2 separate regions of the Mus musculus genome follow, and region 2 is linked to region 1. The links are chromatin loops, found by intact Hi-C in ENCODE. Cell type or tissue: left cerebral cortex. All regions are shown on one strand. Links, peaks and the distances in the headings refer to the core of each region. The heading gives the core; the rest is flanking DNA.

What was found. Peaks named below come from ENCODE experiments on the same cell type or tissue, not always from the same donor. Only the 100,000 strongest peaks of a DNase experiment are listed, where the experiment ranks them.
Region 2: a loop joins it to region 1, with 8 times the contacts of the local background. A loop is called at or near these places in 3 of 42 quality-filtered maps.

What each region holds. Positions count from the first base shown.
Region 1 is chr1:153,478,023-153,483,413 of GRCm38, forward strand. Dhx9 (DEAH (Asp-Glu-Ala-His) box polypeptide 9) reads right to left here. Exons shown (of 28, transcript NM_007842.2): 3 at 4,720-4,860; 4 at 3,110-3,227; 5 at 844-956; 6 at 19-167. Among named protein-coding and RNA genes, the nearest start is that of Dhx9, 6.9 kb to the right of the region's middle. In left cerebral cortex, for the core only: a CTCF peak has its summit at 2,569 (motif pointing left); a DNase peak (open chromatin) is centred at 2,566.
Region 2 is chr1:151,783,804-151,789,194 of GRCm38, forward strand. Edem3 (ER degradation enhancer, mannosidase alpha-like 3) reads left to right here. Exons shown (of 20, transcript NM_001039644.2): 8 at 936-1,041. Among named protein-coding and RNA genes, the nearest start is that of Edem3, 31 kb to the left of the region's middle. In left cerebral cortex, for the core only: no CTCF peak of the experiment used is centred there; a DNase peak (open chromatin) is centred at 2,933.

The sequences.
Region 1 (5,391 bases), core at 280-5,279:
ATAGTGAAACAAGCAAACCTGTTGTGGTCGGGACCCACTTGGGTGTACTTATATTCTCCTTGGATCTTTTCTTTTTGGAAATACTGGTTCAGACGAGCCTTAGCATTTTCCAGTGTCCAATTTCCATGAAGCCCAGCATTTAAATCCACTTCTTCTGACTCTAGAGTCTGTAGAATCAATGATGAGTAAATTTGGCTGCACTACTACACTTACATAAGGTACAATAATAATGTACAGTTTGGGTTTTTTTTTTTCAATATAAAGTCAGATTTTTATTTTTGTAGTGCTGAGATCCAGGGGTTTGAACATGGCTAGTCAACCACTTTATCACTGAGTCTGTTTTTTTGTTAAACATTTATTATTATACATAAGTACACTGTAGCTGTCTTCAGACACACCAGAAGAGAGCGTCAGATCTCATTACGGATGGTTGTGAGCCACCATGTGGTTGCTGGGATTTGAACTCAGGAACTCTGGAAGAGCAGTCAGTGCTCTTAACCACTGAGCCATCTCTCCAGCCTGAGCCTGTTTTTGAGATAGGATATCACTATGTTCTTAGAACACTATAATCCAGGTTGGCCTTGAACTAGTCATTCTCCTGACCCTCTCTTTAATGCTGCGACTACAAGCATGTACACCAGGGTTATGCAACCAACTAGTAAAATAGGCTTTCTAGCTAGGGCCACTGGAATGAAGGCCAGCCTGGGATTGAAGACTGTCTCAAAACAAACAAATCAACAACTCAATGTGCTATTAACTTGTATAGGTACTCAACTCTGCTGTGAAATAAATCCCAAGTCGCATTTTCAAAAATGTAAATTAACACTATGTAAGATTCCTCACCGCTTGTACTTCTTGTTCTTCCTTTCTTGAGTAGTAATCTTTAAGGTTGGCTCCTCGGTCCCAAGTAGGTCCAGGAGAGCCATAGCCAGAAGACTCAACTCCAGAATTATTTTCTGCTATTAAAAAAAGAAAATTGCTCTTTTAACTAACCAAGTTTGGGGGAAGAAAGCTACATATTTTAACAAATGTCCCTGACTACATGTTTGTATACAGGTTTTCAATAATCTGCAAGGACATCTGAAATAATCAGGACTGTATTGGTCAGCCTATTTATTTATGGTTGTCTATGTCTATGCATGTGGAAGCCATAGTGTAACCTCCAGGAAGCAGTCAAGTAGTTTAGTCTGATAATTAATGTTAACTGGCAACTTTACTCTTAATCCCAAGGTAGTATGGTCTGTTAGAGATTGTCTTGGTTAATGAGAGAAGATAAGACACTGTAAGTGTCCCATTGCTTGGATAATGAAAATAGAAAACTAACAATTAACAGCACAAATTCCCTGCTCTCTGCCAGGTGATCAGCTGTCCACGCTTTTGCCACTTTCAATCTTGTCATGGACTATAAAGCAGAATAAATAAACCCTTTCTCATTTGACCAGCTTTTCACTGGGCTAGCATATTTAGGTACCTAGCAGGCCAACTTTCCCACAGAACCATCTGTCTACACAATATGGATGCTGGTGGGGTACAGAACACAAGTACTCATACTTGGTTGAGTTTCTCCTAAGCACTAATCTGTACTTTTTTTAAACTTTATTTATGTACATGAGTACACTGTAGCTGTCTTCAGACACACCAGAAAAGGGCATCAGATCCCATTACAGATGGTCATGAGCCACCATGCTATTGCTGGGAATTGAAGGCAGGACCTCTCTGGAAGAGCAGTCAGCGTTCTTAACTGCTGAGCCATCGCTCCAGCCCCCTAATGTGTACTTTAAGACATACTTATTTCAGTTGTTTTTATACATAAATAACAAAGCACAAAACTATCCAGACTAGGAAATGTCTAGCTGGTAAAGGTATGAACCTAATAATCTGAGTCTATATTGGATGCTGAATGTATTTTGTCCTGTCTTCTATACACTTGTGCTATTAAAAAAAGGGGGGGGTCCTCAAATACAATATGTAAGCACACAGGGGAGGTCAGTCTATTATTTAGCTTTGGCTGTACCAAAACTTGGTATGTAGACCAGAACACCTCTGAACTCATGAGGATCTATTTGCCTCTGCCTCCCAAGTAAGTGCTGGGATTAAAGGTGAGTATGCCACCGTGGTTGGCCCAAAAGCAATACATCTTTTTAAGTAAAACATTTAGAGATGCTGAAAATGAAGTTTGTTTAATACAATGCTAGGATGTCTACAAAGCACCAAGCAAGCAATGGGTTCAACCCTCACCACAGAATAACACTGGGTGTGGTAAACAAGCCTGAAGCCCAGCTTTGGGAAAGTAGAAACAGGAGAATCTGAAAGTGTAAATTCATTCTCCAAATTACAGCCTAAATAAAAACAGAAACACAAAACCTAATTCTGAAAAGAAAGCTAACCCCAGGACTAATAATTAGTAGCCCCTAAAAGTTTTGACTCTATATAAAACCAGAGTGGGATGCAAAAGAGATGGTTCAGCAGATAAAGAGCACTGGTTTCTCTTACAAGACTTATGTTTGATATGCAGTACCCATGAAGGCTCAGGTTTAACTCCAGTTGTGGAGTGGTGGCCTCTTGTGGCCTCCGCAGGTACTGCAGGCAAACATCAATATGCATGAACTCTAAAGTGACAGATTAGTATATAGTTTTATAATTTGTTCAAGTCAAAACAATAGGATAGATGCTGTAAATTGTGTTTCAGTATTTGTTAGAAACCTGGTCAAAATCTTACTCTGCTCTTAATAACCCAAATAAAATTTTCAGCAGGACTAGAATCCACAAATCCTATTACAGGTATACAGGTAGGGCAAAACAAAAGGTGGATGTAATACAAAATTCAGCCACAGAGTATCTAATATGTGCAAAGCCCTCTAAGCCTGATACACAGCCATATAAAAGGCAACTCATAAAATTCTTTAACCCACTTGGTGGCCCATAAGTATTGCAGGTAAAACAGCTATAAATTTAAATCTTTTAAACAGAACAAACCCTAAAACAGTGGCTGCTTGAATGGGATCACCTAATAAACATGTTTATTGATTTCTCTATACAAATGACAAGGTGAGGTGACCAAGCATGACTGTGTTATCCTCCATTAAGTACATATATTCAAGTCCCTTACCTTCTGCTTTGAGAGCCAGATGAGGAGGAAGTGGTCCTCCCATTGGTGCTGGTAACCCTTCTGCAGCACTTGCTGTGCTATCAGAGGTGTCGCTAAGTATGGGTGGGGGTGGTACAATCTACAAGAGGAAAAGTCAAGTGTCAGTACTTGGGGTTTTTGTTTGTTTTGCAGAAACTAGAAGACTCAAGACTACTCAAAGATACCCATATATTAAACATCCTTCCCCATAGTATTTTTCCCATTTCTGCCTTTGTTTGAAGACAAAGTTTCAAGTAACTTAGGAATGAACCGGGCGGTGGTGGCGCACGCCTTTAATCCCAGCACTCGGGAGGCGGAGGCAGGCGGATTTCTGAGTTAGAGGCCAGTCTGGTCTACAAATCCAAGTTCCAGGACAGCCAGGGCCACACAGAGAAACCGTCTTGAAAAAACAAAAACCAAACCAAACCAAAAAAACCAAAAAACCAAAACCACTACAGGAAGCAGAGGCAGGCTCGTCTACATGTGTTCCAGGATAGTTAGAGCTATGGCCTATAAAGTGAGATCTTGTCTCAAAGATAAATAAGCAAGAGTTATCTTGTACAGAAGTATAAAGTATTTAATGTTATAGTGAATAAATGCCTGTTCCTTTGAAAAATCCATTTTTAAACAGCATGATCGATAGTATCAGGATTGCCCAAATTTCTGGGTCTAAGTCCTGAGAATACATGAGTTAACCATTAATAAAGGCAATTTATAATTTCATTTAGAGCCATGTGTTGAAATCTCTAAATGTTATTACAGTTAATTATACATGTTTCTTTCCCTTTTACTGTACACTGTCCAAGTCAATTGAGAGCTTAAACGACAATAGTAATAGGTAATGTCCCGGACTGGTTAGATGGCTCAGCGGGTAAGAGCACCCGACTGCTCTTCCAAATCCCAGCAACCACATGGTGGCTCACAACCATCTGTAACAAGATCTTACGCCCTCTTCTGGAGTGTCTGAAGACAACTGCAGTGTACTTACATATAATAAATAAATAAATCTTAAAAAAAAAAAGGTAATGTCCCAACACTTCTGGTTAATTTGCTATTTTTAAGGTAAGATGTCATACAATAGCCTAATTGGCCTGAATTTGCCATATTGCTAAGACCACAGGCCTGCACCATCAAGCCCAGATTATCCCCCCCTCCCAACATTATTAGAATTTAGAACACACATCTTTAACCCCAATGAAACACATAATTTGAAAATTTTTATTTTTTGAGTCAAAAATTAATTTCTTGTACTTCTGAGCATCATGGCTTAGTAATACAATATACTTTAAATGCTGTCTGTTCATACTCTTTGGGGGCATGTCTGAATGGCTGTGTTTTTAGTGCTTATTGGTAGCCTTAGGAAAGGACAAATTTCACAAGGTATGGTTTCTTTCTGCACATTTCAGGTAGAAAAAAATCTCAACTGTGTCTCTAAAACTCAATGCATTTTTGTATAGCCACTATATCCTTTCATATAATGCCCCTGCACACAGTGTATTTGTAGACACATCCTGTAAATCTGTTAACTTGAACCCAAGGGTAGAAAGGGGAAAGCAAACAAAAATATCAAGTTCTTGGTCATAAATACTTACCCCAACAGCTGGAACTTCTTCACTCTTTACTTCATTTATTCGAACCAAATAGTTAACAAAGTCTCTGGCAGCATTGCTCTGTGCATCCTTTTTATTGGTGGAATTGCCCATACCAGCATAATTAAACCCTTCTACTCGAACCTTTAAGATTCAAGGGGGGAAAAAAAGTTGAATTAAAGCTGGGTAATTCTAGGATTTAAAAAAATAAATGGCCAATTAAAGGCAAAATACAACTGTTTTAGACACACTACATAAGTAAATATTCCTTTAACATACCCAAGCAACACATGGATTATTTAACTAAAACCGTGGAGCTGAATTGTTCATTGACATACTGGTTCAACAGTATCAATTTAAGCGGCTCAGGTTTCCACACTTAAATTTTTTCAGATTGGGTATCTAACTAAGCTCTGTGGACAGTACTTGCCTATCAAATGGCTGGCCTTAAACCACCACCACTGAACTCTGTGGGGTTTAGGGGGAAACAAGACAGCAAGTGGACTAAGCAAGAGCACTTTGCCTCCAAATTGATGAACTGGAATTGAATCCCCTAGACTGGTAGAGCAAGAGAAACTAAGTCCCACAAACTGTCCTGATTTTCACATGCTTCTGTGCACACCCAACCATGCAATTTAATAATAACTTTATAATAACTAAGGGAAAACACTACCT
Region 2 (5,391 bases), core at 326-5,325, 1.7 Mb before region 1:
GTCCTATAATTAAAATTTAAACTTTGGTTAAACCCATAGTTTTACTGTGCCTGTTTTTTTGTTTTTTTTTTTGTTTTTTTTTTCTTTAAATTGTAAGCTAGGGCTAGAGAAATATGATCAGTATCAGGCTTTCCAGATTTGAAAATCCACCATGTGATTATAGTTGTGATCTGCTTTGCTGAAATATAATTACCATGCAAGATTTGCATCAAGAATGTAAATGATTTTGTACTCTATTGCCAAACACACAAAGTAACGAATTAGGATTAATGATTTTCTTCTTGCAATGCTAAATAAGTTCATGCCTTAAAAGTAATTTAGAATTTTACTGGTACCTATCCTTTGCCATTCCACTTGGAACATCTTTTATTGAAAGCTAAGAGTTTTATAAGAAATAAATTCAATTTAATATCCAGTGAATAAAAATAAATGAAACCTGTTGTAAGATTATACATTATATATGTACATATACATTAGTATACAGATAGGCCCTCAGTTGATTTGCTAATTTTTCACTAATAAAATTATGTATCACTTATAAACCAGTATCTGGAATGACTTTGAAAGATAGCATAGCAACTCTGAATCTTCTTCAAGTTTGCTAAGTGAGACTGCTTTAGGAGATTCCCACTGTGCACTTAGGTGGGAAGAATTCTGTTAACAGTGTGTTAATTATGTCAGCAGTTAATATAATAACCTGTCTATGTATGTGACCCATGCTACAAGGGTGAATGGCCATGGGTATACTCCAAGTGAGATCATTTAATCTGAAGTGATTGAAAGTGAGCCAAGCAAGATTTTATGGAAATTCATTAGTGGTTGTCTTAAGAATTTTGCTTAATTCTTAAAAGATCCTATGGCTCTTTGACTTATAGATTTCCCACTCTTTGCCAAAGACAAAATTCTTTAAATATGCTTTTGTGTTTTAATTACAGGAATATGCAAGAAAAGCTCTTGATTTTCTCTGGGAGAAAAGACAGCGAAGTAGCAATTTAGTAGGCGTGACTATCAATATTCATACTGGAGACTGGGTACGCAAAGGTATGCAAGCTGGGATTTTAGACCCAGACCTTTACATCCTCAGGATGGTTGGTAAATGCAGTATTTGTGAAAATAATCAGGATAGCGTTGTCCATAAACTTAATGAATAATAGCATTAACAGGTGCAAGGAGAAATGAGACACCAGGTTGATTTCCTTGAGGACTGAGGAATCAGAATACTTCATCTCGCTTCATGGTTTAGCGGATATATTTAATAATGTTATCACAGTCTCCCCTCTCCCCAACGTGTGTGCATGTGTGTGTGGGGGGGGTGGGGGCGGCACACACATGCATGCATGTGTATATATGTCTATGTGTTTTCTACCTCTAGAAATAGACTAGAGCATAGACTCTGGAGTCATATTGTTGGAATTTAAGCTCTATGATCTTGGGAAATTATGTAGCTTATGTTTGTCTGTATCCACCACTGTAAGATGAGACATTAGTACCACTTCAGAGTTACTGTGAAGGTTAAATAACTTGACTTGGAAGCCGGGCGTGGTGGCGCACGCCTTTAATCCCAGCACTCGGGAGGCAGAGGCAAGTGGATTTCTGAGTTGAAAAGTCCCTCGTAGTCCCTCTGACCAATAACTTTACTTCTGGAGTCTAGCCTGAGGAAATAGTACAAACGCACAGGAAATTTGTTTCCAAAGATATTCATCACATATTTACTTATAATACTGGAAAACAGAGTTAAGTGATAATATCATAATAACTTAGAAATCTATATTTACATGTTGCAATATTACATTTTTAAAATTAATTATAATGAGGGAAAGAAACATAACAATGTTATGAACAATTAGTATTGGGTCTCAGATAGACTATTTTGTGTTTAAGACTCCCCTACTAGACAAGCACTGAAAAGTGGAAATGCACCAGAAACGCACCTAGTGAGGATGCCTTTTATGTTTCCTTGCTCTGCGGAAGGCTTGTCTTGTTTGTCTATATATACAAATTAATGAATGTATTAATCTGACAACTAAAATAAATGTAGTGCTTGTATTTAATATTATATAATTTTTTGTTCCTCCCATATTTCTTCTCTATTCCCCCTCTTCTGTCCCCTCCCCATTTGATCCTTCAGTCCCACCCCTCACCCCGCCCACCCATGACTGTATATTTCCCCTTTCTAGGGTGACCCAGTTCTCCACCCAGTCCCTTACTCTAATCCTAACCACTGAGGTTTATATGGATGTAGTTTACTAATGGAAGGCTTAGCAACTAAAATCCACATATAAATGGACACATACCATATTTGTATTTGATGTATTTTAATCTAGGTTATCTCATTCAGATGATTTTTTTCTTTTCTTTTTATTGTAAAGAAAGATAATAAAAATATAAAATATACACACTGTAATATTTTAAAGAGAAAAAATTTAAATGCGAATAGCTGTCAGCTTTAATGTTAATCTTTGTTGTGTCTCAGGCCTTGTGGCAGTAATTTTATTTATATTCAGTGTTCTGGTTTCTGCTTTCATCTGAACATGGCCTTAGTTTTGGCTTTGTAGCACTGGTTCAGATCCTTTGCACAAATTTGCGAGATGAGCCTTCATCCCAAATGTCAGGAGTTAGAATTCTACCGAATGAGAGAGGCTTGGTCCATGGAAGCAGAAAGAACTGTGGTTCCCTGTTAGGTCTCCATTAGACTCAGTTCCAAATCATGTTAAAGATGAAACCAACTAACTCTTTGAAAAAGTGCCAGGAAAGTATTTCCCCTGAAGTCCTAGAAACCATGAAGGCCATCACTCCACATGGAGAAGGGAGAAGGACGGCAGCTTTGCCAGCAGTGGTTGCAGAGCAGTGACTCAGGTAGCACCAGGGTTCGTGCCTGGAGCGCTCCTGGGGGCTGTGGAAGTGGTGGGATGATTGCTGGCCCAGAAATGCCACAGAAGTAGGCTATAGCAAGGGCTGGCAGGACCTGCATTATTATCTTCGAGAATCCAAAGACAGGTGGGCAGGCAGCAGCTGTGGAAGTATACACCCACACACTAAAATGCCGTCATTAATCCTATGCTACTACACAGTTAAAATGTGTGTCTACACTGTTGGGCAGGAATGGTGATTTTCTTCTCTGTGTATATTAGTTTATTTTAATTATATTTTATCAGTTAGAACAAGATCCTCTCCTCCTCCCTATACACCCACCTTTAAATTCTTTCTCAGAAGACAAACCAAACTCCAGTACTACAACAGAACCCTAGAAAACAATATAGTACCCAAAAAGGAAAAACAACTGAAACAAAATAAAAACACACAAAGAAACAGTGTAGTCCATTATTCCTTTGCCAACTACTCCTGAAAATTTAATAACTGCCCTGGTGTGGTTAATAAATATACCCAGGTTTATCAGTTTTATTAGTTTTTGTTTGTATCTTAAAAAAAAACCCATGTTTAAGTAAATAGATATTAATCTGACAACTAAAATAAGGGTAATACTTATATTTAGTATTTATACACATTTTTCTAGATTTGTTTAAATGGTTCCTGAGAACTTACTTTATAATTCTTCAATTTTCCATAACTTTTTTTTTTGGTTGTCATAATCTTCTTGAATTCCTTTTTTATGGTGTGATCATGGGTCCAGGCTCACCCATTTGGTTAGTCCTCTTTAATACCAAGTGCCTCAGAGCGGCACTGCGGCAGTAGCTTGTTAGAGGCAGTCCTGTTATATTGTATGTGGGCCTTGTTCTGCTCCTACCTTTATACTGCTGCCTTCTCCCAAGTGATGAAGCCTTGCTTCTTATGTTTAGTGTTGTTTTGTTTTCTTCTTAGTGAAAAATTTCACATCTAGCTATTTCTAAAAAAGTGTATTTCTTTTGTTTAAGCTTCACTAAATTATAACACATTGTATGTCCCTGTGAGACGTTTTTGTTTAACAATACATTACTAAGATTCATCCTTACTGCAGTGTGAAGTAACTCACAGCTTCAAATGCTACAACAATAATAGACCAGTTAATGGACACGACGTAAGTTTTCAAAGACTTTGCTGATGTGATCGTTGGTATTGTAATGTTGTGCAGTCTCTCCTTGTCCATGCATACGTTTCTCTTGGCTATATATCTAGGAGTAAGAAGTGTAGATAGTAGTGTACGTCAGTGTTCTCTGCTTCAGGACATGAGTCCTAATTCCAGTCTATTCACTTCTCTGCACTGTACTAGTAGCATGTAAGAGACCCGTGTGCAGGCATCGTTTCTAACACTGTATTGCAAGCCTTTTAAAGTGTGAAAACACTTTTAAGAATACAAAAAAAAAAAAAACCCAAACAACAACAACAACAAAAAACAAATAAGCAAGCCAATAAAAATGACAACATATTTGACATCACTGGTGACAAACTAAGTGAGCGCCAGAATGCCACCCCACGTGGTTTAGGTTTTTTGTTTTTTGGTACTAGGGAATCAAATCCAAGTCCTTACCATTTGCATTTCGGTTAGATTGTGATTTAAAAATTGCAGAATTGTCCCTACATCGCTGCTGCTGTTTGTGAGTTCTATGCCTCTGTGTGCCCTCTTCCAGCTTATGGTGTGTGCTCTCCTATTAGGTCTTCTCGTTTATAATGTCACTCTTACCAGCTTGTCTCTGATTGACCCTATTTTGTTTAAAGAACATTTCCTTAATATGATAGTAATAGTTTCAAAATTTTGATACTAAAATTGATATTTGTGACTATCTGAAGTTGATTGGTATCTGTAACATGAGATGCAGTTGCTGTCAGCAGGGTTTTCACCTTATAAATAAAGTTTTCAATTATACTTGTGACTTGGTGGTCTGTACGGTACCTATATGCTGGTACCTGTTCTAAAATTTATCAAGTGTTCTTTTTTGACCTAAAACATAGACAGTTTCTGTAAATGTTTATTATGTAGGAAAGAATATTTTTCCTAATTGTTATTTGTAGAGTTCTGTACATGTCAGTTTTCTCAGTAAATTTTTTGTTTTATTGTGCATTTTAATTGCACAAAGTAATGGGCTTCACTGTGACATTTTCACACACATATACATGTCATGTTCATTCCTCTGTCACTTTCTCTTCCCCCCTCCTTCTTCCCTCCTCCTCCTTCATCCCTCATGGAATCCCTCTACTGTCTGGGTCCTCTTCTACTCCCTGTACATACCTGGTTTCCACATGTGATAGAAACCATATGATTCTTATTTTCTAAATGCCACGTCTTAGTCAGTGCTTAATTGTTGTGAAGAGACCTCATGACCAAGGCTCTCATAGAAGAAAGCATTTAGTTAGGGGTTGCTCAGAGTTTCAGAGGCTTAGTCCATTATCACTGTGGTGGGGAGCATGGAGGTACACAGGTATAGTGCAGGGTATCTGATAGTTCTGCATTTGGAT